3 separate regions of the Homo sapiens genome follow, and all the other regions are linked to region 3. The links are chromatin loops, found by intact Hi-C in ENCODE. Cell type or tissue: OCI-LY7. All regions are shown on one strand. Each heading gives the region's core, and the rest is flanking DNA. Links, peaks and the distances in the headings are about the cores only.

Region 1 (10,469 bases), core at 1,196-9,195, 960 kb before region 3:
GTGAGCTGAGATCACACCACTGCACTCCGGGCTGGGCGAAAGAGCGAGACTCCGTCTCAAAAAAAAAAAAAAAAAAGTGTCAGCATTTGTGCCTGTATTTTAGGTGGCAGCAGATAGTTCTGTGTGTTGGGTAAGATATCATTACCTGTGTGTTTGTATGTATGCATACCTTCCAAATGTTGGTATTTTATGAATAATTTCTCAAAATGTTTTAAAATAGCCTAATTTTTCAGTAGTTGGATTTTTCTATCCATATTTCTCCCATCATATGCTAAAGCTTCTTCACTGAAGTTATGGTCCAAGATTAAGAAAACTTCCTCGAAAAAATTATTTAAAAGTTGACTCAATAGTCCATGGATCCATTGAGCAAATCTTTGTTGAATATCTGTTTCCCAGGCAATATACTAGGAACTGGACATATAACACTGAACAAGATAAAGTACTTAGATAATACTAGAGGACAGGAACATAAACCAATATGCCAATTTTAAGTACACTAAATTATCAGTTATTGAGCTGTTGTAAGTGTTACCAACAAACAACAAACTAAACATCTAGGGACAGAGTCATCTCAGTTGTGCTGAAGAGACGGGGGTCTGGGAAGGCCTTTGCTGCACAATGAAGTGAGGAAGCAGGTCACGTGAATAGGAAGGAATGGCAGTGCAAGGACGTTAAGAAGGTGCATGCTTGAGGAACAAGAAAGAGGCCAGTGTGTCTGGGGCACAGGAGTGAATGGAGACTGGTGAGAAAGGAGGAAGGAGAAGAGGTAAAGTTCAACTAGCAGAGTCTTAGATTTTATCCTGTGATTGAAAGCCACTAGAGGATTTTGTAGAGGAAAGTATATTTTTTCCTTCCTAAAGATTACTCTGGATTTTCTGTGAGGAATGCATAGAAGGAAAGCAAGGGTGGAAGCAGAAAAGCCAGGCAGGAGGCTGTTAGCAGCTCTGGGGAGAATTGGTGTCTTGCATTAGGAGGGGAGTGGCTTGATACTGGATAGATTGCAAAGGTAGGTGCTGTCAACTAGATTTGCAGATGGATTGATTTTTCGATGCGACAAAGAAGGATTTCAGGATGACTCCTGGGCTTCTGGTCTGGTGAAGTGTGACACTGTCGGGGAGATCCGGTCTGTGGGCTCTGTAGGGTAATCAAGCTCCATTTATTTTGTATGTTACATGTGTGTGCCCATCCAAATGCAGATGTTCAGTGGTAAGGTGTGAGTTCAGGGGCGAAGTCAGGTTGAAGATAGGGGAATAGATACAGAGAAGTAGAAATAATGAATTGTGGAGTTTATTATTCCACCATGGGACTAAGTCAGATCACCTGGAGAGTGAGCAAAGCTAGAGAAGAGGAGTCTGAGGACAGAGTCAGAGCCACACCCATCTAGAGGTTAAAATGAGAAAGACATACCAGAAATGGAGGCTGAAAATAAATAGCCTGAGAGAAATAAGACAAATTGAGGAGAGTTTGATGTCTCTGTCCCAAGGGAAGAAAGTGATGAAGAAAGAGGGAGTAAGGGAACATTTGGGCAACAACCAGAAATGTTAGGGGGTGATAAAGAGATGATCCCATGAGGTAATCAGAGAAGGTGATTTTCCATGAAATGATGACAAGGCAGTTCTGAAATTATAAGAATGTATCCATGATACCTTCAGAATCAGGTAGGGCCTGGCAACTGTGTAGAAAGAAGCCGCATAAGTAAGTTCTTACTTTGGACTCTGTATGAACAGATTCATTCTCATTGGGGAAGCTGAGGCAGCTTATCAGAGTAATTACTACTTTTCTTGGTATAAGCTGTGTCAGAGCCCTCAGTGAGAACAAATCCACTTACAGAACTTCCTTCTATGCAATTGCCATCATAAATGAAGCACCCCTTTCTTCACTGAAATGACACATGAAAAATGACAACAGATGCAATTACTCTACTTCTCATGTATTAATCCTGTTTCTATGAAGGTGAGTTTGTTTTATTCCCCATATTGGTTTCTCCTATGTTCACGTTCAGCAGGATGTTAGAGGCACACTCATACAACATACATCAACATACATAGATGTTTATAAATAGACCTACTGTATTTAGTGACATAGATACTGTGGGACTTACAGCTCATGTAGCAGAAGGCACACAAAAACATGGCTTAAAAACAAAGTGGTTTATTTGCTCACAAAACAGGAAGTCCAGAAGTTGACAATTCAGACAGTGGCTGCAGCTCTGTGATGGTGTCTGAGCCTCAGGTTTCCTCTGTTCTCCATTCTGTCTTCCTTAGTAGGTGGCACATATCCCCATGGCTTCAAGCAGGCTCTGGCGACTCCAGGTGTTGCCTCTGTGATCTATGGGAAAGAGATAAATGGCGAAAGACCATACTTTTTTCGGGGGGGTGGGGGGGACTTTATATTTTTATTGGATAAGGGAACTCTCCATACCCTTGATACTTCTGCCTCCTAATCTTTGGCCAGAACTGAGTCACATGGCAGCCCTAGCTACATAAAAATCTGAGAACGTGATCTTTTATTTTTTCTTTTCTTTTCTCTTTTTCTTTTCTTTTCCTTTTCTTTTCTTCTTTCTCTTTCTTTTTCTTTCTTTCTTTCTTCCTTTTTCTTTCTTCTTTCTCTTTCTTTTCTTTCTTTCTTTTCTCTCTCTCCTCTCTCTTCTCTCTCCCTTCATTCCTTGACAAGTGGACACTTTAAAGAATAGTAGTTTTAGAAGAAAAGGAGATTGGGAGGCCAAGGCAGGTGGATCATGAGGTCAGGGGTTCAAGATCTACCTGGCCAAGATGATGAAACTCTGTCTTTACTGAAAATACAAAAAAAAAAAAAAAAAAAAAAAAGCCAGGCATGGTGGCAGGCACCTGTAATCCCAGCTACTTGGATTTATAAAGTAGGGGGAATTTTAAAGCTATTTACCATAGGGTTGCATAACTGCTAAATTGCTTCAACCTGGGAGATAGTTTGCAGTGAGCCGAGATCGCGCCACTGCACTCCAGCCTGGGTGACAGAGCAAGACTCCATCTAAAAAAAAAAAAAAAAAAAAAAAAGAAGAAAGGGAGAATATAGCAATGTTTGTCACAGATACCCGGATACCAAATTATGTTTTTGAAGGTTTCAGAAAACCTATTTCAATCCCTCTTTTTATCTGTTATGTCCAGTGGCAAAAGTTTGTTAAGAGGTAGGAAACATATTTGTGAGGACTTTTTGCGAAATTTTCTGTGACTTCATTACATGACACCAAGCTATTGCAATTATAATATAGCAAACCAAAGACACATGTGATTGTATACTTTTATGGTATGCATTCCCATGCCACATTCTTACATTTCACACCGTTTAGGATTCTTCAGTTACCTGCAGAGTGTCATGCTGAGGTCTGCAGAGTGAGGTGCAGAGAGGAAGAGGCTGGTGGTTCAAAGGCCTGAACAAGTTACTAAACATCATGTCATTGCAAGGCCGGAGGTTGTTCTCTCATAAAATAGAGATGATAATACCTGTTTTTTCCTTCGCAGGGTCAGTGTGAATCTTTAATGGAGTTCTTGGTACAGAGTGCTTTTTAGCTCTTCAGAAATATGGCACAAAGTCACAAGATTGGAAAGTTGAAAAATCATCTTCCACTATTTTGCTGCAGGGCAGGATTGCATTCAAACTGTTCCTTAAATATTGCTGGAGTGGAGTTCTGACTTTTGAGAAAACAATGACAATAGTAATAATGACAACCCTTTAGTGAGCTGTCAGTGTACACTGTCAGGCACTCATCTATACACTTTATATACATGCTTCTGTAGCATCCTTCATTCCTAAGGGTTATCAATGACTGTCCTCCTCATTTTGTGGATGAGGAACCTCAGGCTCCAAGGTCGTGCACTGCCAGGGTTCACAAGGCATGATGTAAACAGAATGGGTTGTGGCGTCAGGACTGTTTTGTGACCCAGCTTGACACTTGTTTGCTGAGATGGCCTTGGAATATTGATTTAACACCCTTAGGGATCAATCTCTTTTGCATCTAAAAATAGGAATAATTGCTCATTGTGACGATTAAGTGAAATTATTTGATATAAATTGGCTTGTACAGATGCTAAGAGAACCTACATCAGGCTATAAAGGATCTACATTATCAGAGACATGAAAAAATGCTTGTGTTGATATTGACTTACAACACTAGTCTCTCTTGCTTCAGTGGGAGATCATTGAGGTCACTTGGAAACAACCGACTATCTTTGGGACTTCAGGTTGTTGCTTGATGGACCATGCCTCAGTTTTCTTATCTCTAAAGTGGGGCATAATATGAATAACTACTTTGCAGGGCTGTGGTGAGCATTAAATGAAGTGTTTAGGTCATTGTCTTGTATACAGCAACGTATGGTAAAGCCATTATGGAAGGTAAAGTGGGATGCAGAATATTGCAGTCAGACAATAGCCCCGTTGATCGGCCATCTTTATTGAGCCATCTTCTCTGCACAGTTACCATGAGATGGCGCTATGGAGATGTGCATAATCACAGTTTCCTTTTCTCCCACTCATTGCTGTTTCTTTAGGCTGAAAGCAAATTGAAACTATTTTTACTTTATTTTATTTTTTAAATGTTGCACCTTTTAAATATTTAAGGGCTTCAACGATAAGAATACATTTAAGGGAAAATGAAATGCGTATGAAGTGTGAGGCACTTTTTTTTATAGTCTCAATGGCCTTTCATTGATTAGAAAACTGAGGCTAAAAGGAGAAACTGTGTTTTTTATTTCTCTTAATATTCATCAGTTTAGAGCTAACCTTGCAAATACATTTTGGATGCTAAGATATATAGTAAAGAAGAAGATTTGGAAACTCAACGACCTTCATGATATAAATTATTCAAGCCATCGTGGGTAGCACATGTCTCCCACATAATGTATTTTTGTAATCATAGTCATAGCATTTTTTTTTTCATTTGTGTTTTACAAACAGAGGAGTGGAATCTCTAATTGTTTCTTGTCCTCTCATTTTGTTTATGGTGAACTCTTGTGTAGCTTCCCAAGTTACAGATACAAAAATGACTCCCAATACTTTCCAAGGAATAATTTAATGGGAATTCCAGGCATTTCGGGAAGAGAGGCAACGTGGTTCAGTGGAGTAGGACACACCTGTGTTCAAACTCCATTCTGGGCTGGGCACAGTGGCTCACGTCTGTGATCCCAGCACATTGGGAGGCCATGGCAGGCTGATCACCTGAGGCCAGGAGTTTGAGACCAGGCTGGCCAAAATGGTGAAACCCTGTCTCTACTAAAAATACAAAAATTAGCCAGACATGGTGGTGGGCACCTGTAGACCCAGCTGCTCGGGAGGCTGAGACACGAGAATTGCTTGAACCTGGGAGGAGGAGGCTACAGTGAGCCGAGATCGTGCCACTGCACTCCAGCCTGAGTGACAGAGCGAGACTGTCAAAAAATAAATAAAGAAAGAAAGAAATCCATTCTGCACTTTCCGTCAGCTCAGTAGAAAGCATGCAGCACATATTTTTTAGGAGTAAAAGTCCAAAATTGAGATTCTTTTAATCATTGTGTAAGATCTGTATTCCAGATTGTTTTGGTCAAGATCAGTTTTTGGTTTCTTATTGGCACTAGGCCTTGTTAGTGATAGCCAGATTATGGGGACCACAGGAGCCCCGTAGTTTCTCCAAGCCACTCTATCCGGATCTTCTGCTGTTGGGTCCTGGCTTGGGTAATCATAGAAGGCACCTTAAAGGAGTTAGGTCACTTTGCAGAGTTAATACAGTGTTCTAGACTGCTGAGGAAGCCTAAGAGAAAACCAAGGCTTATAGCAAACTGTGCTAAGACAATGTTAATGTGGCTTTCTTTGGAATTAAAATTCAAAGATAGATGCAAAATTCAACATCTTTCCATATGACTCCTTGGCCAGTCATTCTGGCTCATGTGCTATCTCATTTGAACTCATAATCCTTTCAATCTCTTTTTAGCTTCCCACCTACAGCCATTTGGAGTAGAGAAGATATGCTTTTGGCCCTCCTTCTCTTTAGTTTTCATGGTAGTGATCTGAATATATTTTCAGATATGCTGAATGGCCGTGAGAATGGACAAAGTCATCTTGTATACCCTGGTGATTTTGTTTCATGAAAAAAAGTAGCCTCTGTGTAGAACTGGTCCTGCTAGCTATTACTTTATTAACTTTGGAAATAATAGCTTAGGAACAACCGCTGCCAAACACAGTCATCATCTTTATCAAAAGCTCTCTGACATGGCATTGACTTTGATCTATCATTATATATAGAAGACCACTCATTTGCTTTCCCAGGGGTATATTTTTAAACTAATTTGCTTTGTAGGATTCACCAGGAAGCTATATTGTTTTATGAGGGCAATATTTAGGTTTATTTCAACTGCCTCAATGGCATATATAATTGGCAATGATGTCTTCTGAAAAATGTCCAGACTAAAATCTTTGTATCAAATCTGTATTATGCAGAATTAACCACCCATTTGTGTGGTGTGGTGTGTATGTGTCTGGAGAATATAATAGCCTGGCTTCAGTCCACCATTCCGTAGAAGTGGAGTGAATGTCTATTGAGACAAAAGACTTAGGCAGTCTTTAAATATCATGATATAATTTCCAGTCCATTCTTTGTTGTGTTGCTTCTTAAAGCATGTGAACTTACATTATAAGTGTGAAATATCTATAATCTAGTGTATGTGTGTGTATGTGCATAAAAATGTCTCATCTATTGGGCCACAATTCATATCACAGACAGATGCCAGCTTACCTGGGAGCATCAGGGCAGAAGCTGAGATTCCAGGGCTTCTAGCTGGAATGGGGAGCTCCTGCCTGTATGAACCCACAGCTGAAACTTGTACACTAAGCAGAGCAGGCACTGATGGGTAAACACATGTGTTTGTGGCTGCAGTCTGTCTCCTAACACGCTCTGGGGTCTCTGAGGCTCTTCTCCAGCTCTGCTGTAGCTGCAGTTCTGACTGTGGCACTGTCTCCTCTTCTGGAGAGGCAGAGGAAGGGAGCGTGCAGAGTATGCTCCCTGATGGTGATGTGTGCGTCTGTGAATCTTCACATGTGCAGGTGGGTTCCAGTGCGCCCGTATGTGCATAGAGCCTGGGCTGCTGTCCACTAGGGTTCCAGAAAAGGACTCTTGGTCAGAACAATTCAGGTTTTGTAATAGTATACTAACTTAAAAATATTTTTACTTGAGGAGGGGGACTACCTTTTTCAGCTTCACACAAAAATACCATGTAAGCTAGTAATTGCCTTAGAATAAACTATAATTTAGTAGCCATTTTGCCTAATTTTTAGCAAAAGCGCAGTTGTGACAAGTCATATTCTTGGATGTTTGCTCTAAGGAAATGTGGCCAATTCAGTTCTCTAGGCCAGAAGTTTTAGAATTGTGTCTAGTAACGCCGCAAAAGTTTCATGAAATCATCTAACAGGCCACTCTTGGAGAAAAAAACCATTCAAGCAACGGAGCTTTACCATCTTTCAGCTGGAGCACTCCACTTTTGTTCTTCTCAATATTGGTATGCAGTGTAGAAATTTGAAGAAAAGTTTTGGTTGCTTTTTACTTCTCATCCCTGGATTGAGGCAGGCTGTCAGAGAGCTGTGTACTGGAACTTCATTGCTTGACTCCTTGTAGAATAATTTTTACTGATTTGTACTTTGCTACCGTACCCTTGGAGTGTTCTAGGAATGCCACGAGACTCCACTACAGACAACTTGCTGTTTTATTTGATGAAGTAATGTGTTCAGCACATGGCCCAGCATACCACCTGTATTTATAAGGACTCCTGATATAAATCCCAACAGTGCTTGGGAGCAGGGCAATGTCTTTTCCTGGGGGGAAAAAAAAGAAGGCAAAAACTGTGGGCAGGGTGGTATAATTTAATCCTATACACATGAGGATCATAGACTGCAATAGCCATTTCTTTTCTTGTTTTTTTAATTATACTTTAAGTTTTAGGGTACATGTGCACAATGTGCAGGTTTGTTACATATGTATACATGTGCCATGATGGTGTGCTGCACCCATTAACTCGTCATTTACATTAGGTATATCTCCTAATGCTATCCCTCCCACTTTCCCCCACCCCACAACAGGTCCCAGTGTGTGATGTTCTCCTTCCTGTGTCCAAGTATTCTCATTGTTCAATTCCCACCTATGAATGAGAACATGCGGTGTTTGGTTTTTTGTCCTTGCAATAGTTTGCTGAGAATGATGGTTTCCAGCTTCATCCATGTCCCTACAAAGGACATGAACTTATTTTTTATGGCTGCATAGTATTCCATGGTGTATATGTGCCACATTTTCTTAATCCAGGCTATCATTGATGGACATTTGGGTTGGTTCCAAGTCTTTGCTATTGTAAATAGTGCCACAATAAACATACGTGTGCGTGTGTCTTTATAGCAGCATGACTTATAATCCTTTGGGTATATATCCAGTAATGGGATGGCTGGGTCAAATGGTATTTCTAGTTCTAGATCCTTGAGGAATTGCCACACTGACTTCCACAATGGTTGAACTAGTTTACAGTCCCACCAACAGTGTAAAAGTGTTCCTATTTCTCCACATCCTCTCCAGCACCTGTTGTTTCCTGACTTTTTAATGATCGCCATTCTAACTGGTGTGAGATGGTATCTCATTGTGGTTTTGATTTGCATTTCTCTGATGGCCAGTGATGATGAGCATTTTTTCATGTCTCTTGGCTGCATAAATGTCTTCTTTTGAGAAGTGTCTGTTCATAGACTTCGCCCACTTGTTAATGGGGTTGTTTGTTTTTTTCTTGTAAATTTGTTTGAGTTCTTTGTAGATTCTGGATATTAGCCCTTTGTCAGATGAGTAGATTGCAAAAATTTTCTCCCATTCTGTAGGTTGCCTGTTTGCTCTGGTGGTAGTTTCTTTTGCGGTGCAGCAGCTCTTTAGTTTAATTAGATCCCATTTGTCAATTTTGGCTTTTGTTGCCATTACTTTTGGTGTTTTAGACATGAAGTCCTTGCCCATGCCTATGTCCTGAATGGTATTGCCTGGGTTTTCTTCTAGGGTTTTTATGGTTTTAGGTCTAACATTTAAATCTTTAATCCATCTTGAATTGATTTTTGTATAAGGTGTAAGGAAGGGATCCAGTTTCAGCTTTCTACATATGGCTAGCCAGTTTTCCCAGCACCATTTATTAAATAGGGAATCCTTTCCCCATTTCTTGTTTTTGTCAGGTTTGTCAAAGATCAAATAGTTGTAGATGTGTGGCATTATTTCTGAGGGCTCTGTTCTGTTCCATTGGTCTATTTCTCTGTTTTGGTACCAGTACCATGCTGTTTTGGTTACTGTAGCCTTATAGTATAGTTTGAAGTCAGGTAGCGTGATGCCTCCAGCTTTGTTTTTTTGGCTTAGGATTGACTTGGCAATGTGTGCTCTTTTTTGGTTCCACATGAACGTTAAAGTAGTTTTTTCCAAGTCTGTGAAGAAAGTCATTGGTAGCTTGATGGGGATGGCATTGAATCTGTAAATTGCCTTGGGCAGTATGGCCATTTTCACGATATTGATTCTTCCTACCCATGAGCATGGAATGTTCTTCCATTTGTTTGTATCCTCTTTTATTTCGTTGAGCAGTGGTTTGTAGTTCTCCTTGAAGAGGTCCTTCACATCCCTTGTAAGTTGGATTCCTAGGTATTTTATTCTCTTTGAAGCAATTTTGAATGGAGACCCATCAGTGTGCTGTATTCAGGAAACCCATTTCATGTGCAGAGACACACATAGGCTCAAAATAAAGGGATGAAGGAAGATCTACCAAGCAAATGGAAACAAAAAAAGTCAGGGGTTGCAATCCTAGTCTCTGATAAAATAGACTTTAAACCAACAAAGATCAAAAGAGACAAAGAAGGCCATTACATAATGGTAAAGGGATCAATTCAACAAGAAGAGCTAACTATTCTAAATTTATATGCACCCAATATAGGAGCACCCAGATTCATAAAGCAAGCCCTTAGAAACCTACAAAGAGACTTAGACTCCTACACAATAATAATGGGAAACTATAACACCCCACTGTCAACATTAGACAGATCAACGAGACAGAAAGTTAACAAGGATATCCAGGACTTGAACTCAGCTCTGCACCAAGCAGACCTAATAGACATCTACAGAACTCTCCACCTCAAATCAACAGAATATACATTCTTCTCAGCACCACACCACACTTATTCCAACATTGACCACATAGTTGGAAGTAACGCACTCCTCAGCAAATGTAAAAGAACAGAAATTATAACAAGCTATTTCTTTTCCTTGGCCACTAGGAAGCTCATAGTCAGATTTGCCACCCACCTGTAGTAATTGTGTGGGTATATATTTAGGGGCAATAACTTCTACCCTTCAGATCCCCTTTTTACTGTTCAATCTTTTTACTCTCCAGTACCTATATCTTTTTATTTTTCATAATACATATATTGCGGTAAGTTATTTTAGATCTCCTTCACTCCACTACAGTTTTCTT
Region 2 (10,469 bases), core at 1,013-9,012, 910 kb before region 3:
GGAAGTTTGGCAGGAGTGAACTTTTTGTCAACAGCTCAATTTTTGACACTAGTTACTGCACAACAGTTGTTTCTGCTTCCTAACGGAGGGTCAGCAAGTTAAAGCCCTTTGATTGCCTTATAAAGACACTTTCAATTCTTATCATGAATGTCATCTCCAGGTTTGGAAGTCAGGAGGGAGAGAAGTGGGAGAGGGAGATAGGAGTTTATACCTCTCTGAAAGTCAGCCTCAATCTGATATTTTTACAACTTAGCTTACAGTTGTGAAGTTTTTAATACAGATGCTCCTTGACTTACAATGGAGTTACATCCTGATAAGCCCATCTTGAAAATATCATAAGTAGAAAATGCTTATAACACACCTAACCTACCAAACATCATAGCTTAGCCTAGCCTTGCACATGTTTAGAACATTTACATTAGCCTACTTTTGGGCAAAATCATCTAACACAAAGTGTATCTTATAATAAAGTGTTGAATATCTCATATAATTCACTGAACGCTGTACTAAAAATGAAAAACAGAATGGTTGTATGGTTACTTGAAGTGTGGTTTCTACTAAGCACATATGGCTTTTGCACCATCATAAAGTTGAAAAATTGTAAGTCAAACCATTCTAAGTTGGGAACCATCTGCATTTTGAAAGCATTTGTATAGCGTTTGTTTTTAGCCTAACCCACTGCATCCTGTGTTTGACATTATTGTAATCCAATGTACAATTTTATGTTAATAAGATGATGTGACTGTATCCTGGTATACCTGAAAGGATGCATATCTAATGACCTAGGTTGGAAGGTGAATTCTTGGTATAAAAGGCAATAATTGCTTTTGGTTAATGATTCATACAAAAAATAACTGTATTTTACATATAAATTTAAATACCCATAATTCATAATTGAATGATATGCATCTTATTTTAATTTGAGGAAGTCTAACATTAAAAGATTTATACAGAAAAAATACAACAAATATTTAACAGAAGAAAATTATAATTACAGAGTTTTAGGAGCTCATCTGAAATATATCTGCAGAGTGGGTTGATAGAAGAGTCACAAAACATAATATATGCAAAAAGGAATAAAAGCTATTGAAAAATCACTTCCCTTTTTTCCCTTTATTTTAATCATAAAAATCATGAAAATAGTTCTATAAACATGAGTGAGCTAAAAAATATTACCAGAGTATTAGTTACTAGAGAAACAGAAATGAAATTTGAAGATGAGATTTATCATCTTCTCACTTTAATTTGTACTCCTGCTGTACTGTAAATGTAATAGCCATCAACATGAAAAACGTAACAGATTGATAATACCATTGAGTTTTAATTAAACTACTGAAATGAAAAGGACCCAGATGGATAACTGGAAAATGTAGTTATCCTTTATGAAATGTGTGGGATTGCCCGTTTGCTCTGTTTCTTGTAGATTAATACTCTGCCAAAAATAGTGCACCATCAGAAGATTTACTAAAAATTAATCATTTCAGTTTGTAAAACAGATGGTTGCTTTAGTTTATTTAATTTAGTTTTGAGACACTTATCACTCTAAATCAGAGATTGTTTCCTTCCTGTCCCCACTTGCTATGACTTCCCACTTCTGCAGCTTTCTACATAAATCAATCAATAGTATTAAAGTACGTACATCTTGTTTTTCTATATAGTCATTGGTCTTATGTATTTACTTCAAAATGTCAGGTCTTTGTATGTCATCTTAGTAGGTTTTAGGTTCTGTGCATTCATAAGTTAAAACAAAAATGCAATAACATCTTTTAGAAGCCACTCAGGAAATTTTCATCACTCCTCAAAATAACAACCACTGATGTCAGCTCAATTAAGGCAGGAGGAAGTGGTATTTTGTCTTATCAGCTTGATGTAAGGCTAAACTAGCTACTTAAGATTTAGGAGTAAGGTTTTCAGGTGTTTTAGGAGGTAGGTGCTGGTGTCCACAACTGCAGACTGCTGGCCTATTTGTGACTCAGAGCACCAGGTGTTCCCTGTGGGGTAGTTGCTTGCAATGAAGCTGTTGTAAACATGTGTGAATTTCCAGTTTCTGACTCCTGTGTCGCATGACTAGATGAAGATGACCTTTATGCAGTAGCAGAACTGGACATAAACGTTGAATTAGAAACATAACATTTTCATGACAGCTACAGAGAAATAAGACAGATGAGCTTAATCACAGAGAAATCCTGTTTGTTTTTAATTCTAAGATTAACTCTTTAGGGTATGGAAGAAGGTGGTTGTTGGCCTGCAAAGGGCATGAAAATCAAGTTTGTGGTTATGTGTGTTTTATGACCTGCACTGTGAGGAAGACACAAAAGCACATCTCTGCTCTGCAAGTTCTTATAACCAAAATGGAGAAATGGCAGAACAAATAGGAAATAATCAATTACTATATAAATGATTCCACATGAATGCTGTAAGAATTCAAGGAAGGGAGAGATCAGTATGAGTTGCATATAAAAATAGGACAGAATTGGAGCATTAGGCTATAATGAATTATTGGGATTTGGAACAGAGAGAGTAGAGCATTTTAGGCAATAAAATTAGCACAATCAGAGGCCTAGAGGAGAATAACTGTGGCATGATCAGAGACTGTTAAGTATCCCAGAAGAATGGTTCATGCGAAGGAATAGTAGCAGATAAAGTTGGCTGGATAAGGGAGGGCCAGCCACTGAAGAAGCTTTAAGACTAAATGGCAGAGGTTTGATCTCTATGACAGGCCATACAAAACCATGATTGGTTCTTGAATCTAGAAGTAATGTGAAAGTATAGTGCTGGGAAGATGAATCTGAAAGTGGTACCCAGCTAGAAAATGACTGCCAGCATCCAGGCTGATGGATGTAGCTGAAGAATGAATAATGATTTGTGACTTTAGAGAGATGTTAAAGTATATCAGCTCTAAAGAGTAAAGAGTCCAAGATGCTGACATGGTCTTTGTGTAAGCCAGTCTTTGTGTCTGCTCAGAGAGAAAAAATACCACAGATATTTTAAAGAATCGGCCTGAGCCAGGACTAAAGGGGCACAGGTCTCAGCTTAAGACAAATAGGAAATAATCAATTATTATATTATTGATTATATATTTATAATCGATATAACACAGGCCTAAGAGACGTCTGCCCCTTTAGTCCTGTCTCAGGCTGGTTCAATATAGTACTACATTCCCCAGAGCAGTCATTGTCTAACAATGACTATTTATCTCAGTCTGGGCCAATAATAGTGCTTTCCCAGAACTTTTTTTCCTGATTGTTCTGGTTAGAAAAAGCCATTTTTCTTCTAGTCACGAGGCCATAAATATTTAAGACTGGATATGTTTGCCACAATTTTTAACAGCCTCATGGGACTGAATGAAGAGATTGAAGCCCCAAAGTGGCCCCAAATGTAGCCCCAAAGTAGAAGGTTGTAAAGGTCAGATCAATGACAAGTAGGTCGAAGGGAAATATGTATATACATGTGTGTATGTGCAGCTATATATACATGCACACATACATGCATGTGTTAGTACAGCCCTAGAATGCAAACCTCACTAGCCGAATTTTACAATTGAGGAAATTATTGCTCAGGGAATATAGTAATCTGGTCAAGGTTAAATTGCTACTTACAAGGTGGATTAAGAATCAAAGTTTAAGTTTGTTTGGTTCCAAACCAGTGCTCTTTTCTCTTCATGAGACTGCCTCTTGTCAAGGTGATGGTGGAGGTTCATGCTCCATGTTTGGGCTAATGCTAGTTATATTGTGTTTTCCTGATCTTTCCCTCATGCTGGGAGGGTGTATTCTCAGCAAACACAGCCGCTATTGGTCTGCTTGGTGCTGTGGGAAGTTGACTTTTTGCTCCCCATGTCCCTGTGATTCTCTGTTGTATAAAATATGCAGAGCTTTACCTCCTAATAGATGTCACGAAAAGTGTTTAGTCAAACACTAGCCAATAAAGATCCATATAATCCATATAACAGTCCATGATACATTCTACATTAACAATGAAAAAAGTAGACTGTATTGTGCAAACCAAGAGGCAGTAAAAGTAAACCAGGACTAGCTTTTAATATATAACACTTATAGTATATTGGCACATTTAGTTCAGAGGTTTTAATAGATGGAGAAAACAATTTTAGATATTTCAAATAACATTTTAGGCATTTTGCAAATCATTTAATGTAGAAAGTAATAGTTCTGATATTATTTCAATTACCTTTAATGCAGATTTACTGGACCTAACATTTAAAAAATTATATTTAACATAGATAGGACTGGTTCTGATACTTATTTCAAGTACATTGGTGGCTTTCCTTTTTCTTGATATTATTATATCTTTCTTTAAGCCTCTTTGGTATAATTTTCCAAAGTCTTGTTTCTCAAAGTAACACACTAATTATTGATAATTTACCTGAAATTCAAACCTAAACTCAACAGTCAATTTTTAGCTCATTGTAGAAATCAAAGAGTGAGATGGAAAGAGGAAAGATAAGAAGAAGAAAATTATTTTCCTAAGGAAATTTTACTAAAAATTGAAAGAGATAGAATGAAAAAAGGATAGATGTGCAAATTAATCTGCAAATTAATCCCTGAGTTGAAATTATTTGAGTCATGGCAGGAAGATATGGAAACAGTGAAAATACAGTTCACCCTTGAACACTGTGGGGGTTTGGGGCACTGGCCCCTGCGAAGTCAAAAATCTGCTTATAACTTTTGACTGTTTTGAAACTTAACTAATAGGCTATGGTTGACAGGAAGCTCTACTGATAACATAAACAGTTGATTAACCTATTTTGTATATTATATTTTATATACCATATTCTTACAATTAAGTAAGCTAGAGAAAAGAAAACATTATTGAGAAAATCACAAGGAAGAGAAAATATATTTATTATACATTAAGTGGAAGTGGATCATCTTAAAGGTCTTCATCCTCATCCTCTTCATGTTAAGTAGGCTGAGGAGGAGGAAGAGGAGGGGCTGGCCTTGCTGTCTCAGGGGTGGCAGACACAGAAGAAAATCCACATATAAGCGGACCTGTGCAGTTAAACCTGTGTTGTTCAAGGTCAGCTGTTCAGTGTGAATTTGTAGAGTTGGGGGAGAAATCAGGTGGTAAGGAAGGATGAAAGGGGCTCAATAGCTTCCCTTTCAGGCCACCAGGAGGAGGTAATGTTCCAGAAAAGCTTGGAAGGCACCAGAGGCAGTAGGGTCGACTTGGTGCAGATAAAGCATGGGTGGCTTTCACAGTGGTTAAAAGAAAGGCGGTTTTGGAAGTCCAGCTTCTGTTACTGGAGGAATGTCTTAATATCAGACTTGATTCCAGGAGTGACTTCTGCATTTGTAGATTATATATTTTGCCCGCCATTCCTTCCTTCCTTCCTTCCTTCCTTCCTTCCTTCCTTCCTTCCTTCCTTCCTTCCTTCCTGTTCAACATTGACTGTTTCGTTTTTCTGTAATACATTTTCAAGTTGTTTGGACTTGGAAAATAAAAGATAACTTCAGATCTATTATGATTACTATCTAGTGGTTGTCAGAAAATTCTTAGTTTAGCCGGGCGTGGTGGCTCACACCTGTAATCCTAGCGCTTTGGGAGGCCCAGGTGGGCAGATCACCTGAGGTCAGGAGTTCAAGAGCAATCTGGCCAACATGGTGAAACCCTGCCTCTACTAAAAAAGAATACAATAATTAGCTGGGCATGGTAGCTGGCGCCTGTAGTCCCAGTTACTCAGGAGCCTTAGGCAGGAGAATGGCTTGAACCCAGGAGGCAGAGGTTGCAGTGAGCCGAAATCACACCACTGCACTCCAACCTGGGTGACAGAGGGAGACTCTGTCTCAAAAACAAAAAAACAACAAAAGAAAATTCTTAGTTTGTGAAGAGACTCCAACTGGCTTTTTTTTATTATTGATAGATTTTAATTGCATCGCTATCTTTTTAATAATCAATCTCTTCTTCTCTGTCCCTTTCTCTCTGTTCCCTGTCCCCCCATCCTTCAGTATTATCACAGATGTTAAGTCTACTATATTCTCTTTTCATATTCTAATGCTTAATTGTATTAATCTAATTGATATTGAACCTAACTGAAAATTTTATTCAGTTCCTAATGTATTCTACTGACCCAGAGTGGCAGATTACTAAGAAATAAGTGTAAAACCACACAGATCTTCCAAATTCATAGCTATTTAGGTTGCGCTATTAACTGAGGTTCCCAAGCTAGAAGTGTTTTCTCTCTCTTTGGAGATATACCAATTCAGAAATTCAGACAGTTTGCCAGGCAGCCTTTCTCTACAAGCCTCATTGACACAAAAAGGCATTAGTCTAATTAAATTAGGGGCTATTAAATCCACAAATTAGCATACAAAGTTAGAAAAATCAATATCTTATTAGTTTCAAAACCTTTTATCTAACTCCTCTTGAGTTTTTTTCCAGAAACTTTTTATAGTAAATGACATGAAAATTGATTTAAAGCTTTCCAAAAATAGGTAATCAATAATTGTTTTCTAGTCATAGAGAAATTCATTAACTTCTATACTTATTGCATTGCCACATATTTTTATTGAACTCTTTTCTAATCACATTATTTTTGGCTGAAAACATGTTAGCTATAAAAAGTCATGAAATGAGAAACATAACAATATAAAGACTTTGTTTAGGTATAGTAGTTAATGGATTGTTCAGAACAGTGGAACACTCTCATTTCCAGTAAAAATAAAAATTTATGTCTTTCATTGTTTTACACTTAAACATGGATAACTTCACTGCATTATCATTGCATAAACAAATTATTGGCAAATGAATCTGTAGACCTGCAGAAGTTATATTTGTTTTGTTTAGCAAGAGGTTAGGAAGCTCAGTATCTTCTGTAGATGAAGATAGACAACTATCATATATGCACTAGGGAAAATTTATTATGAAGATAGACAAAAATCATATATGCACTAGGGAAAATTTATTACAAAAAGAAGAAATTATTGGCCATTGTCAACTTTAGAAAGTAAGTGTAGTGGAGCAACAATAGATTAGGCATACTTAAGTCATTTTAGAATTTTAGCATACAATTTACCTTTTCTTTTGAGTGCATTTAAAACTTTAATTATTTTGACCTATCTTAAAATTTCTACCAGTTTATTTTACAAAAGTGCTAAATCATTTGTATTAAGATTTTTATCTCATAAATCATTTAAGAATTTTAGCAAATAGACAGATTAATAGTAATTTATAATGCATTATATGTGGAGAATTTAAGAAACTTTCAAAATTAAGGTGAATATAAAAGATACATTCTTCCAAGGTAAAACTGTGGTATTTATGAGGAGTTTGATTATGAGAATAGGATCATGGATTCAAAGGCAATTAGAGGTTCATATTCAGACTTAACAGCATTCAAACACTTCTAAGAAATGATTCAGATATAAAACTACCTTTTTTTCTGTGTTCAAATTTCATTTCATATTTGTATTTATGCAGAACACTTTTTCTCTCTTTTGAGCCTTTGTTATTGGCTTTTGAGTGAGACCCTTTTGAACACTGATTTCACTACCTCCCAGTGGTGGTGAAAATTACTACACTTTTCTGAGCCTCAGTTTTTTAATCTGCATGATGGGGTCATTAAACCTTCATCATGGTATTGTGGTGAGGATTCAAAGAGGAGACTCTATAGAAAGTGTTTAGCGCTTGCCAATAACAGAGTAGTTATTATTTTGTCATTTTTATTCTCCATGATGTAGGGAATAAAACTGGATGGAAGATTTGAATATGTTCTGAGATTCACCAATCACTAGCTACTTTAAGCCATTGATGTATCAACACAATGGGTGAGTTTAGGGGCAGATATTTTTAACTTGATGAAAAAAATCCATGGATTAAAAGACATTAGTATATTGAGATTCAGATTGTGAACCCAGTGTCATTTCTCCAGTATGAAGATGTTATATGTGACTGGTATAATTTACTGTTCCCAAAGCCATGAGGACTGCTGACGAAGTCTGTCATACTCTGGGGATTGGTAAGAACCTGGAGAAAGAGAAGAAAAGAGTGTGCTCTGTGAAGGGGGGACAGTTGGGACAATTATGGCCAGGTATGCTTGGGCATATGCCAAGCTATTTATTACATTCTATAATAATTATATATTCTATTATATAATTACATATAATATAGTTATAATATGTAATATATAATCTTATATAATTATAATTATATAATTATATATTCTAGAGAATATTCTAAATATATTATCTATATATTTTAAATTTAGAAATATATATTTCTAGAAATATATATATAGTCGAGGCCCTCTCTCCTGTTTAACAGCTTTATTGATATAAAATTCATATATGATAAAATTTACCCATTTAATGCAAATCAAAATCACAGTGCAATACCACCTTACTCCCACAAAAGTGGCCATAAAGAAAAAATCAAAAAATGATAGATGTTGGCGTGGATGTGGTGAAAAGCGAACATTTCTACATTGCTGGTGGGAATGTAAACTAGCACAACCACTATGGAAAACGGTGTGGAGATTCCTTAAAGAACTAAAAGTAGAACTACCATTTGATCCAGCAATCCCGCTACTGGGTACCCACCCAGAAGAAAAGAAGTCATTATACGGAAAAGATAATTGCACACGCATGTTTATAGCAGCACAATTCACAATTGCAAAAATGTGGAACCAACCCAAAAGTCCATCAATCAATGAGTGGATAAAGAAACTGTGGTATGTGTATATGATGGAATACTACTCAGCCATAAAAAGGAATGAATTAATGGCATTTGCCACAACCTGGATGGGATTGGAGACTATTATTCTAAGAAAAGTAACTCAGGAATGGGAAACCAAACATTGTATGTTCTCACTCATAAGTGGGAACTAAGCTATGAGGATGCAAAGGAATAAAAATGAAACAATTGACTTTGGGGACTCAGGAGAAAGGGTGGGAAGAGGGTGAGGGATAAAGACTACAAGTAGGGTACAGTGTATACTGCATGGATGATGGATGCACCAAAATCTCACGAATCACCACTAAAGAGCTTACTCATGTAACCAAATACCACCTGTTCCTTAAAAACCTATGGAAATAATTTTTTTTAAAAAAAGAAATGATAACATTTCTCCTTTCCCTCAACTACATCTTCCTAAATGCCAATAGACACACATTCCTAAAACAAATCTCACCAAACCCAGTCATGTCTCTTCCCCTTTTTAATGACTTAATGTAAAAATAAAAAAGATATAATGATAAAAAATTTTACTCATTTAAAATGTTCAGCACAATGGTTTTTGTAAAATTGACTAAGTTGTGCAACCATATTCCGAACTGAGAATTTTCAGCACCGTAACAAGAAACCTCATATTTATTAACAGTCTCCCCATTCTCCTGCACCCCCAGCCACAGGCAGCCCACAAATCGACTTTCGATATCCTCCTTCAATTGTGAGCCTTACTCTTGCATTTACTCAGATTGGAATTCCTATTCTAGCCACTCTGGTGTACTCAAGTTCTCTGGTACTTTGGTTTCTGCTTGGTCATCTCTGTGTTTTTGCCACATCACCTCCTTCCCTCACCTCTTACTTGCTAACTCTGCTCCCCCGCCACCCGCTGTTCTACCTAGACAGTCCTCATCAATCTTCTATCAAACCCCATCTTTTATGTAAAACATTTGCTGACATCTCGAGGTGAACTGATGTGTCTTCTCTGAACTTGGATTGTCCGAGTTGGCAGGCGTACTTTATGCTGCCCCGAGTCAAGCCTTCTGCTGTTTTAAACAGAAATGTTATTAATTGTTCACGCATTGATATTATTCTTCAGATTAATTTCAGGATGCTTGACCCACACATATCCTTGCAGAGTATTTAATGGTGCCTTGTATAGAGTTACTATTTAATAAAATATTACTTGTTGATTTTATCACCAAGCATTAATATTAACTGTCATTTCTATTCACTTATCTGCTTCATACAATTGCCTGAATTTGGCTGGAAGTCATCTTCACTTTCTTGTAATGGAAGAGACCTGCTTCTTAGATGTAGCGTGGGTACTTTGTGTTCAGAAAAAGCTACATCTTCCTTTGCAGTTGAAGAGATTTTGAGTGGAACTGTTGAAGAAATAGTTGAGTAGAGCAGTTGCTTGATTTTGTCATTGAGTAAATAAAATACTTGTCATTATCAAGCATATAGCCTTAGGTAGGTTCATACCACATGAGTAGGGCTTGTATTGAGACACCCTCTGATTCAATCCTATTTTTGTACAGGTTCACTTAGGATAAAGGAAAAATACGTATACTTTAAGAGGTGAAAGAAGTCCAGCAAAGAGTGTGAGGTGCAGGAAGTGGGTGAGAAGTCCAACTCACTTGACTTGGGCTGTGCTTTGGAATTTGCATCTTTACCCACACCAAGATGGGTACTTATGCAGTGGTTTGTAGCTCACACCTGGAGAAAACAGTGCTCAGAGGGAGCAAAGTGCCCATCCTTTCTAAACAGCAGATTGTGAGATTTTAAGGGGA
Region 3 (10,469 bases), core at 1,344-9,343:
ACAAATGAATTACTCTATTAGAAACTAAAATAAAAGCAATTGGAGGAAGAGCTCAATTTTAATTCATAAGAGTTAGGAAACTTGAGAATAAGAGTCTCTGTTCCAACATTTTAATCCCAAAATAGAAGACAGAAGTTAAATGATGCATAACAGCAGAAATATATTTGAATCCACAATGTCAAGAAATATTAACTAAAAATATTTTTCACACAAAAAGTAATTCATTTGTGTCTGGAGACTGACACTTCAGTGTAGGTGATTAGGCTGAGAGGAATTCATAGTTTTTAGAATATAGCTGAAAAATTACATAGAAATTTTGAGTCAACTTCTGTTCTTCAACCTGAAAAATGCATATTTTCAAAACCCAATCAAATACAATGATAATGAAGATTAACAAATAAGTTGCATATCAGAAAGATGATGATGCCATTACAGTTTTCTTTTTTATCTCTCTTTTTTTACCTAATTGTCCATGTGTAGTTTCATGGAATAGTGGGAAAGAAATATACAAGCTTCAAGTTTTCATTTTCTCTCTCTCTCTCTCTCTCTCTCTCTCTCGCTCACTATTCCTCCCTGCCTCCTCCCTTACTTCTATTACACTTCCTTCCTCTCTATCCTTCTCTCTTTCAAATCATTAATTTGTTAAATTAAAAGGAACATTTTGTTTCAATACACAAGCTATAGGTATCTGCCTCAAAGGAGCATGCTGGGAAAATTTCTTGGTAACCTGCTGTTGCTCAGTCATTGGATCACAGAATCTCAGGTTTATTCTTATAGTGTCTAATATTTTAGATATTATGTAGCTCAAAACATTTCATCAAATTAATAAACATACTTGTTTAGTATGTCAAGCGCCATATTAAATACAATACATATTTTATTTTTTTAAAGGAAATCCATAAGGTACATATTATCTTTACTGTAGAGGAAACATATGTTGAGATAGTTTAATAATAATTGTTAACATTTGACTGGGCATGGTGGCTCACGCCTGTAATCCCGATACTTTGGGAGGCTTAGGTGGGTGGATCACCTCAGGTCAGGAGTTTGAGACCAGCCTGGCCAACATGGTGAAGCTTCATCTCTACTAAAAATACAAAAATTAGCTGGGCATGGTGGCATATGCCTGCAATTTCAGCTACTCAGGAGGCTGAGGCAGGAGAATCACTTCAACCCAGGAGGCAGAGGTTGCAGTGAGCTGAGATTGCACCACTCCAGCCTGGGTCACAGAGCTAGACTCTTATCTCAAAAACAAATAAACAAAATTGTTACCATTAATTAGGTGCTTACTATATGTAAGGTAATGTTCTGAGTTTTATGTTTGTTGACTTGTTTGATCCTCACACAATGCTGATAATAGTACTTACAAGACAGACAGTATTTTTGTCCACATTTTGTAGATGAGATCATTGAGGCCAGGAGACATTCAATGCCATGCCAAGGTCACACAGCTAGTAAGTGCAGACTAGATTGAAAACCAGGCTATCCAGCTTCAGAAACCACCACTCAGCTCAAAATAATGTATCTATTTAGAGAAAGTCTTTGAACTTAAGTCTTTTTTTCCCAAAGCCCATTTTCTTAGTTACACTGTTTCAATCTTCTTTCCAATTACCTTACAAAAGGTTATTAAGCCTTGGCTAGAACTCCTCAATTGCTGGTGGGGATTGGCTGCTTCTGTTTCTGAGGAAAGTTCATTCTATTTTCGGGCAACTCTATTAGAAAATTCTTCCTTATACTGAGCTAAAATGTTCCTCCCCATTACCTGTGTGAAAGGAGCAGGTTGGCAGAAAATGTCACTAGATGTGAGGCTGGACAGGAAGGTAAAGGCTGGAGTGTGCAGTGCCTTGAGGCCATGCCAGCCTCTGAAGTTGCTGTGGAGAGTGACCCCTGAAATAAGTCCAGTGTTAGCACACATCTTCCCATGCTGCACCTGGACGGCAGGTTTCCACGTTTGGAGCAGAATCTACTTTCATCTATGCTACATTTAACAGTGTTGGCTTCTGCTCATCATTCCAATGTAAAGATGTTTTGTCTCCCAACTCTGACTTTCAGTATATTACCTACCTTTTTCAGTTTTCTACATTCATCAGTATTTTTATTCAAGCTATTGATAAACTTGATAGCAAGCTTGATAGCAAGCTTGATACCAAGAAAGATGTTACTGGATGTTGCCTGAAAAAAATAGACTTGAATTTCTCAATCACCATTAAGTTATAGTATTCTTGCCTTGTAATATATTGCCAGAGATTCTCTCCTCTTTTTCTCACCAGGCAGTGTCCTGGGTGCTTCACCAGCTAAGAGATCACTGGGTGAGAAATAGTAAAAATCATAAAACTTGGACCTCTGTAGCCAAGGAGGATGTTTAATGGTGTTACACAGGAAATAAAATGGTATTTATGTTTCTGCTTAATGGAGAATCAATATTTAGCTATGACCTAGTTGGAAAGTTCTTTGAATGACCAAGGGGGAAAAAGCTATGGATCATAAAAATCTACTCACTGCCACAGCTTTGAGAAGAACACAAAGTTGACTGGGCAGAACACAGAGCAAGTACATGAGGCCAAGGCAAGACAAGGGGACTGACCCAGGAAAGCAGAGCCACGTGCCTTTCCGGGTCCATTCGTAACTCATAACCAGCAGGCTGGGTGCTCGCAGGCTGCAGGCGAAAAAGAGCCCCTTCTTAGAAATACCTGGTAAGGACTTTATTAATTAACGTCTAAACTCTCAGGGGCTATAGCTATAGAGAGGGAAAATTCTCTGTAATTACAATGAAGATCGTGATACCAGGAAGCAATCTTCCCAGCCACCTGGGAAGGGCCCAGAGAGTTATCTGTCTCATAAGGAAACTAACAAGTTCTGTTCAGAGGAAGAAATAAGACATTCTGAGTTAAAGCAAAACAAGACCATTCCCAATTAGCCAAGATATTAGTAAAGACAGAACGAAATTTAACACAGAGTGTGCCATTTAGACCTTTTAGTTTATTATGCAGTCATTCTCACATTGCTGTTTTAATAATCTGCATATAATTTTCATTTTGAAATGGTTCATTTGTTTTCTCGAAGTACTCTATTATGAAAAATTAATAATAATAACTCTCCATGTACCATGTTAGAGAGATGTCTGGTCTGAGCCAACCCAAACTAAAAATCACATGTAAGACTCACATTTACAACTCTGGAGCCCTTAAGTGGGCAGACCAGACAAGCAATCTTTTCTTAGAATGTTTAAAACAGCTGTTCCCAACTAGTTGTGCTTCATTATTATATTTCCACCCATAAGTAGGTATATGTCCATACAAAACTCAATTTGGGAGATCAGAGCTTGCCTCTCTTACTGAGACATCTGATGCTTTTGAGGGAGGTGTCCATCTCAATGTTGCTTCTCATCCCAAGACTCACTCTCCCCAGTCCCAGCAATTCCATGTGATACATTGTCAATAGCTGTAACAAGGATAGTTACAATTTACGCTGCATTTAGTATCTGAAGTATGTGTCCTTGTTTTAAAGTAATGACTTTGATTTACTGCTTTCTGAATTCCCATAATAACTCTTTGACATATATTTAATCATCCTGATTTTATATTTTAAGAATTTCAGTTCAAGACTTTAAGCTTCTTTTCTAAAGTCGAATAGCCAGGAGATGGGGGACCTGGTGTCTGCTGTCTGTGATGTAGTCATTTCCGTGCTTGGTGTTGGTGTGATGCTTGGGTTTTACTACCAATTCCTTTTGTGGGTTTTTTTTTTTTTTTTCCTTGTGGGCACCTCCAGCACTGAGATTCTGCTTTTATGTCCTGCCTTTTATGGACTGCCGTTCACACACTACTCCAACTTGCAGAGTGCTCCTACAGCGTTGCCTATCTCAGAGGCAGGGCCACCTCATGTTTGGCTGGTCCCAAGGAAAGGATGCAAATGTAAGGCCCACATTCCACTTGTCTAAATATTTTAATTTATAAGCCAAGTTAACTAATCATTTAATTAAATATGTTTAATCCTCCTACCTTGACAAATATACAAAAAAGACCAGAGAGGCTACATTTCAGTTCAGAATGATCAAATTCCTCAGCCAGAACCTGGAGGTGCCAGAAGAGAAGGGTCCTGGAGCCCAGCAAGCCACCTGTCGGCTCCATTCTCTCCTGCGAAGGGCCTCACACATTCACCACCCCCAGCCTAGGAGTGTGCACAGTATAATGCTAGCCACCCCAGAGAGGGCAGGTCTAGAGAAAAAGCCTGTAGGGGACTTGGGGAAGGGCTGGGAGGCCATGTGGGTGAATAATTCTGGGATCTGGGCACCACCTGTATCACTGGCTGGGAGGGGAAGATGCTAATTCTGGGGACATGTTCCACTGGCCCCATGGGCACATCCTCGATGGCAAGGGGCCTCCAGAAATTAGTCCAGTGTGGGGTCTTAGATGGGTCTAAAGGCAATACTCTTTGGGGTTTCTCCAAACTTTGGCTTCTTTCATTGAAGACCATTGAAGTAATGAGGAACCTCTGGGTCAAACGCCAGACAAGTTGTCTTGCAGCAAGGCAAGCTGGTCTGCTAGAGCCAGTGCCCTACAACCCTACAACCCTTTAGAATTGTTTCCTTCCTAGTATCCAGTGCTTTTCTGTAGATATGAGCCATCCATTCACAGAGGCTGTGGTGTGAACATTCATTCTCTAAAATAGGACACCTTTCCCAGGATCTCATGTATTTTATTTTAAAAGAATCTGCAATTTAAACCAAAGGAATAAATTTGCTAATCATGGAATTTCTAGCACACTGGAAAAATACATGGGGACAGGAATTTTCTTGATATAAACCTGTACTAGTTTCCTAGAGTTACCATTTCAAAAGGCCACAAATTTGGTAGCTTAGCATGATAAGAATTTATAATATTTACTTAGAGTTGTGGCATACAGGATTCTGAAATTAGGGTGTTGGCAGAACCACGCACCTCCCAGAAGCTCTAGAGGGGAATCCTTCCCTGCCTCTTCAGGCTTCTGGCGGCTCGGGTGTTCCTGGGTTTGTGATCACGCCACTGCAATCTCTGCCCCTGTCTTCATATGGCCGAATCCTCTCTGTCACACATCTCCCTGTGCCTTTCTAAGGACACTGGCCATTGGATTTAGAACTCACCTGGATAATACAGGATGAGCTCATCTCAGGATTCTTAACTTCATTACGTCTTCAAATACCTTTTGTTTTCTTTTCTAAATTAGGTCACATTCACGGGTTCTATGTGGACATATTTTGGGAGGGCTTCCATTAACTCACTATGAAATTCTCATGCATTCATAAACTAAAGGCAGATGTAGGAAGAGGGAAGTGGTGAGCACTGGAGTCCCTGCTGTGACCTCCTGCCTGTGCGAAGGCCATGACTGTTAGTCCAACATTGCAGACCTCTCGAAACTTGGCAATGCTCCTCATAGGAGAGGAACTTCACGTGTCAAGGAGAGATGGGGAGGGGAGCAACTGCATTTGAGAACATGAAGAGAAGGTTATTGTGACACTTTGCAGGGAAGCTTTAGCCACATTGAAGCAGAGTAAAGAATAAATCTTCTCTCTTTACTTTTCAAGACCCATAATTTCCTCACAACCATACCTGGAGATTAGTTTAGGACCTAAAATCTAAATTGTATTATTTTTCCCTACCCAAAGGAGACACAGAGCTATTAATAATCGACTGCTTATTAAATCTTAAGTATTTTAATAATATTACTCCGTTTTACTTCATTTTTCTTTCCCTTGTAAGAAAAATAACATTCACACCCATTATATAAATGTGAACACTGAGGCCTTGTGATGTTAAGCAACTTGCCAGGATCTCATAGATAGGAATTAGAGGAGCTGAGACACATAGAGTCCATGCTCTTTCTAGCCCGGGAGTCCATCTAGAACAGTCCTGGCCCTCTAAGTTGACTGCCTTAACATGACTGAATTTCCTCCTTTTCTCCTGAAACAGCGGTAAAACATCCTTTAACAGCAGCCAGAGAAGCTTGGGCTGAGGGAATAGATTTTCCTTTTGCTTACACTGTACTGCCATCTAGTGGCTACATAGTTAATTACAAATAATACCTTTTCTGGTGTCTTCATTCTTTTTTTGGGGGGGGTATTGGTAATTAATTGATATTTAAATATTGCTTCTAAACATTGTGATTCTATAAAAATCTACATCAACTTCATTCCTTTGCTTCCATATATGCACGCACCGCTTCTCCTGTACACCTCTCCTACATATGTGTACCCCACTTGGTCATATTTTGTGTAGCAGATAAGTGAGTTAGGCCTACCTTCAGTGCTCAGAATATGACTTGAAACATCCAGAAATTAAAATTGTATGCAAACACACCACATGCTCCCCATCCTCCCTCCTCATGGAACTGTGCTCCTTCGGCATGATCTAAATAAAGCTTGTCCAACCTGTGGCCCACAGGCCATATGCGGCTTAGGACAGCTCTCAATGTGGCCAAATTCATAAAGTTTCTTAAAACATTGTAAGTATTTTTGCAATTTTTTAAGCTCATTAGCTATCGTTAGTGTTAGTATATTTTATGTGTGGCCCAAGACAATTCTTCCAATGTAACCCAGGGAAGCCAAAAGATTGGATACCCCTGGTAAATTGACAGAAATGTTAGGATAGACTTGCTTTTGATCATGTTTTTAGATCTGCATACACAATTTTTGTCCCACCAAAGATGACGTATGCACTAAGCCATGGCAGAACTGCCTCTGGTACTGATTGCCCAGCGCACGTGCTGGAATGAGATCACCCATTGAGGGATGTGTGCTGAGTGCCTCTGTGTACAAGTTGAGCGGAAGGAGGTCTCACCGCCCCATTATAAAATATACATTCTGAAGCTGCAAGACACCAACCAGTGCTAGTATTAATCATCTAATGTGGCTGTTGTAACAAATTACCACAAATTTAGTGGCTTAAAACAACGCACTTTTATTATCTTACTGTTCTGGAGGTCAGAAATTTAAAATAGGTTTCACGGGCCGAAAACCAAGGTGTCGGCATGCTGGTGTCTTCTGGAGGCTCTAGGGGAGCGTCTGTTCCCTCACCTCTTCCGGCCTCTGGAGGTTGTCTGCATTCTTTGGCTTAGGGCCCCTTCTTCTATCTTCAAAACCAGCAACATGGCTCCAGTCCTACTCACATTGCTATCTTTCTGGTTTGCTCTCTTTTGTCTTTCTCTTCTCCACTGAAAAACCCTTGCTGGTTATATTGAGACCACTTACAGTAATCCAGGATAAAGTCCCATCTGCCTATTTTAAGGGTAGCTGATTAACAACCCTAATTCCATCTGTGACCTTAATTCCCCTTTGCCATGGAACATAAGATATTCACAGGTCCCAGGGATTGAGGCTTGGACATCTTTCGTGGTGTGGGTGGGGCATTATTCTGCATACTCAATACTCAAGAGAAGGGAAATCTGGACTGAAGTGTTTCTTGCTGGGCCATGGTGGCGATGGGAGAGGCAAGTTCCACCCAGAGATCATTCTTTCCCTTCTCGCTGCCTCTCCATCTTCACAGACTGCAGAGAGTCTTGTAAGCATGAGGACACACCCACCCTTAGATTCTGCCCACACTTTTTTGGAAGCCACACTTAACAGTAGATAGGAACATAGATTTAGACAGATTTTAATTTAAATCCCAGATTTATTCCTAGATCTAAGAACTTGAGTATATTACTAAGCTCAGTTTCTTCATTATTAAAATGGGTGAAATACCTTCCTCCTAGTATTGTTGCAAGGCTTAAATAAAAGAGTCTCCAAAGAGCACTTAGCAGAGCACATGGCATATATTAGGACCTCATAAAGAAGAGTTTCTGAAAATGAAGGTTTTTCTATTCAATATTTAATGGGAGATTAACTAAACACTTTGCTGATGCTTGGGGAACAAGGGAAGGACAGTGTCTATCCTCACTGAATTAACTCCAAGTGAATGAAAAAAGATTTCATGTGTGAAATTAGAGACCAAGTTACAGCCTATGATAGGTACAGAATTTGCCCAATCATATACCTTTAGGTGCAAGTGCATTTGTAGAGAATGTTGAAGAGAAAGACATAGCCATAAAAAGGAATGAAACAACATTTGCAGCAACTTAGATGGGGTTGGAGGCTGTTATTCTAAGTGAAGTACCTCAGGAATAGAAATTGTATGTTCTCACTTATAAGTGGAGCTAAGCTATGAGGATGCAAAGGCATAAGAATGATATAATGGACTATGGGGTCTTGTGGGGGAGGGTGGGAGGGGGTGTACACTGCTCGGTGACAGGTGCACCCCATGATCACCACTAAATCACCACTAAAGAATTTATCCATGTAATCAAAAACCACCTGTTCCCCAAAAGCGATTGAAACAAAAAGTAAAATAATAAAAATTACAAAAGGAGGAAGATAATCTTTCCTTAATTCTTTCTATTCTTCATTTTCTTGAACATGCATACCCATGTACCTACCTAGGTGAGTATTTCCATACTGTATAAGAATATACGTGGAAATATGGTCATTTTGACCTGTTTCCTAATGGTGGTTGGAGACATATATATGTACCGCTACCACACACACACACACACACACACACACACACACAAGCCATCAAGTCATAAGACCTATTTTGCCCTAAAAATAAGTAAACATTTGGCAATAAAATAAAAACGTCTTTGAAACAATCTTATTATACTAAAGGTTATTGTCAGGTGGAAGTCCTGAAATAATGAGTTTAAAAGTTCATTGCTTATGAGCTACCCCAAAACAATTTACTTAAATTATTTTTTTAATCTATGCTTTTAGGTAGGCTAAATCTATGTGTTCCCTATAGTCTTTTTTCAGTAACTTTACTTATGAATATGTTCATTAAAGAAGGTAATTTTTACAACTATTGTAAAATTTTTTGAATTTGTGACATCTAATGATATGGTTTGGCTGTGTCCCCACCCAAATCTCATCTTGAGTTCCCACGTGTTGTGGGAGGGACCTGCTGGGAGGTAATTGAATCATGGGGGCAAGTCTTTCCCATGCTGTTCTCATGATAGTGAATAAGTCTGATGAGATGTGATGGTTTTTAAGAGAGGTGTTCCCCTGCACAAGCTCTCTCATTTTCTGTCCCACCATCCACACAAGATGTGACTTGCTCCTCCTTGCCTTCTGCCATGGTTGTGAGGCTTTCCCAACCACGTGGACCTGTAAGTCCAATTAAACCTCTTTCTTTTGTAAATTGCTCAGTCTTGGGTATGTCTTTATCAGCAGGGTGAAAATGGACTAATACATCTAATATGTTTGAATGAATATTTCATTTTAGGATTTTATGTAATGTTCATGGTTATAATGCATTAATGCCTTGAATATAGAAACTAAACAGTAAAATGCTATTTTGCACATTACAAATATTAAAAAGACACCAAAAGCAAAGTTTTACTTTGGCCCTGATGGTCTTTTTAATTGCCTCAGTAGAATCAGAAAACAGAACCCTGTCTCCCAGGTCTACCAGACCTTCCTGGAACAAACAGAAAACATTTGGCCATGACCAGTTCTGCTTGGGTCTCTCACTTAGATGGCAGCATTGAGAAGGGTCACTAGGTTTTTATTGTGGTCTCAGCTCTACTCCTGATTGCTGCAAACCTCAGGATTGGGAGGACTAGATGAGGACTGGAAAACCTAGTATCAGCAACAAGATCACAGCTCACAGTTTTGCTTGAGCTTAGTGTTCATTACATACCAGGGACTTTGGCATGAGGATATTAAAAGCAGATCGACAAACCCAACCTCTGTCCTGAGTTTACATGGCTGAGGCTGAAACTGATTTGGTAGGGAGGTGGTCATAGCTTGGGTAATGAGGCCTTTGCAGACTGCATGTGCAACTGTACTTTGAGGCACTGTTGTGAATACACCCAGTACCTCCTCAGAGAAAGCCATGGAGTTTTATATTTGAGAATTGTTCAACCCTCAGCTCAATGTGCATACCAAGTCCAGCATGCTGATTCAGTGTGACAAGACTGTCAACCTGGTCCACTTAAGCAGTGGCTAAGGCCACATTCCAGCATAACTTGAGTCAGCCCTGCCAGAGGAAGGCTGGAAAGGACACACTCAAGAACCCATTGTATTTTGTTCCTCTGTACCTCATTGAAATATTTTTTAAATTGCAGGTGTCCTGAATTTAGTTTTTACAAAGTAATGGCTAGTTCTTTCCAATATTTGATAGATAAATTAGACTAGTTGGTAACATTTATTTAGCACCTAATATATGGCAAGCACTCTACTAAGAAACATATGTGCATTATTTATGTAAAGTAGCCAACCACACTATTAAGTGAGTAGAATTAGTGATGGATGAATCTGAGGCCTGAAGAAGCCAAATGACTTCCCCAAGTTTGCATAGGGAGTAAAGAATTGTATTGGTGTTTCCCTCACAGCTCTAACCCCTTTGAGTTCCACTGTTACTTAAGAACACAGAAGTTAAATATATATAAATAAATAAACAAAT

Evidence for each region. Peaks named below come from ENCODE experiments on the same cell type or tissue, not always from the same donor. Only the 100,000 strongest peaks of a DNase experiment are listed, where the experiment ranks them.
Region 1: a loop joins it to region 3, with 4 times the contacts of the local background. A loop is called at or near these places in 12 of 110 quality-filtered maps.
Region 2: a loop joins it to region 3, with 7 times the contacts of the local background. A loop is called at or near these places in 27 of 110 quality-filtered maps.

Annotation. Positions count from the first base shown.
Region 1 is chr2:136,870,014-136,880,482 of GRCh38, forward strand. The region is part of intron 1 of THSD7B (thrombospondin type 1 domain containing 7B); the gene reads left to right. Among named protein-coding and RNA genes, the nearest start is that of THSD7B, 110 kb to the left of the region's middle. In OCI-LY7, for the core only: CTCF peaks have their summits at 4,443 (motif pointing right) and 4,643; a DNase peak (open chromatin) is centred at 4,468.
Region 2 is chr2:136,927,776-136,938,244 of GRCh38, forward strand. All of the region lies in intron 2 of THSD7B (thrombospondin type 1 domain containing 7B), which reads left to right. Among named protein-coding and RNA genes, the nearest start is that of THSD7B, 170 kb to the left of the region's middle. In OCI-LY7, for the core only: CTCF peaks have their summits at 5,134 (motif pointing right) and 7,534; no DNase peak of the experiment used is centred there.
Region 3 is chr2:137,832,651-137,843,119 of GRCh38, forward strand. No RefSeq gene overlaps it. Among named protein-coding and RNA genes, the nearest start is that of HNMT, 130 kb to the right of the region's middle. In OCI-LY7, for the core only: CTCF peaks have their summits at 6,029 (motif pointing left) and 6,229; a DNase peak (open chromatin) is centred at 6,011.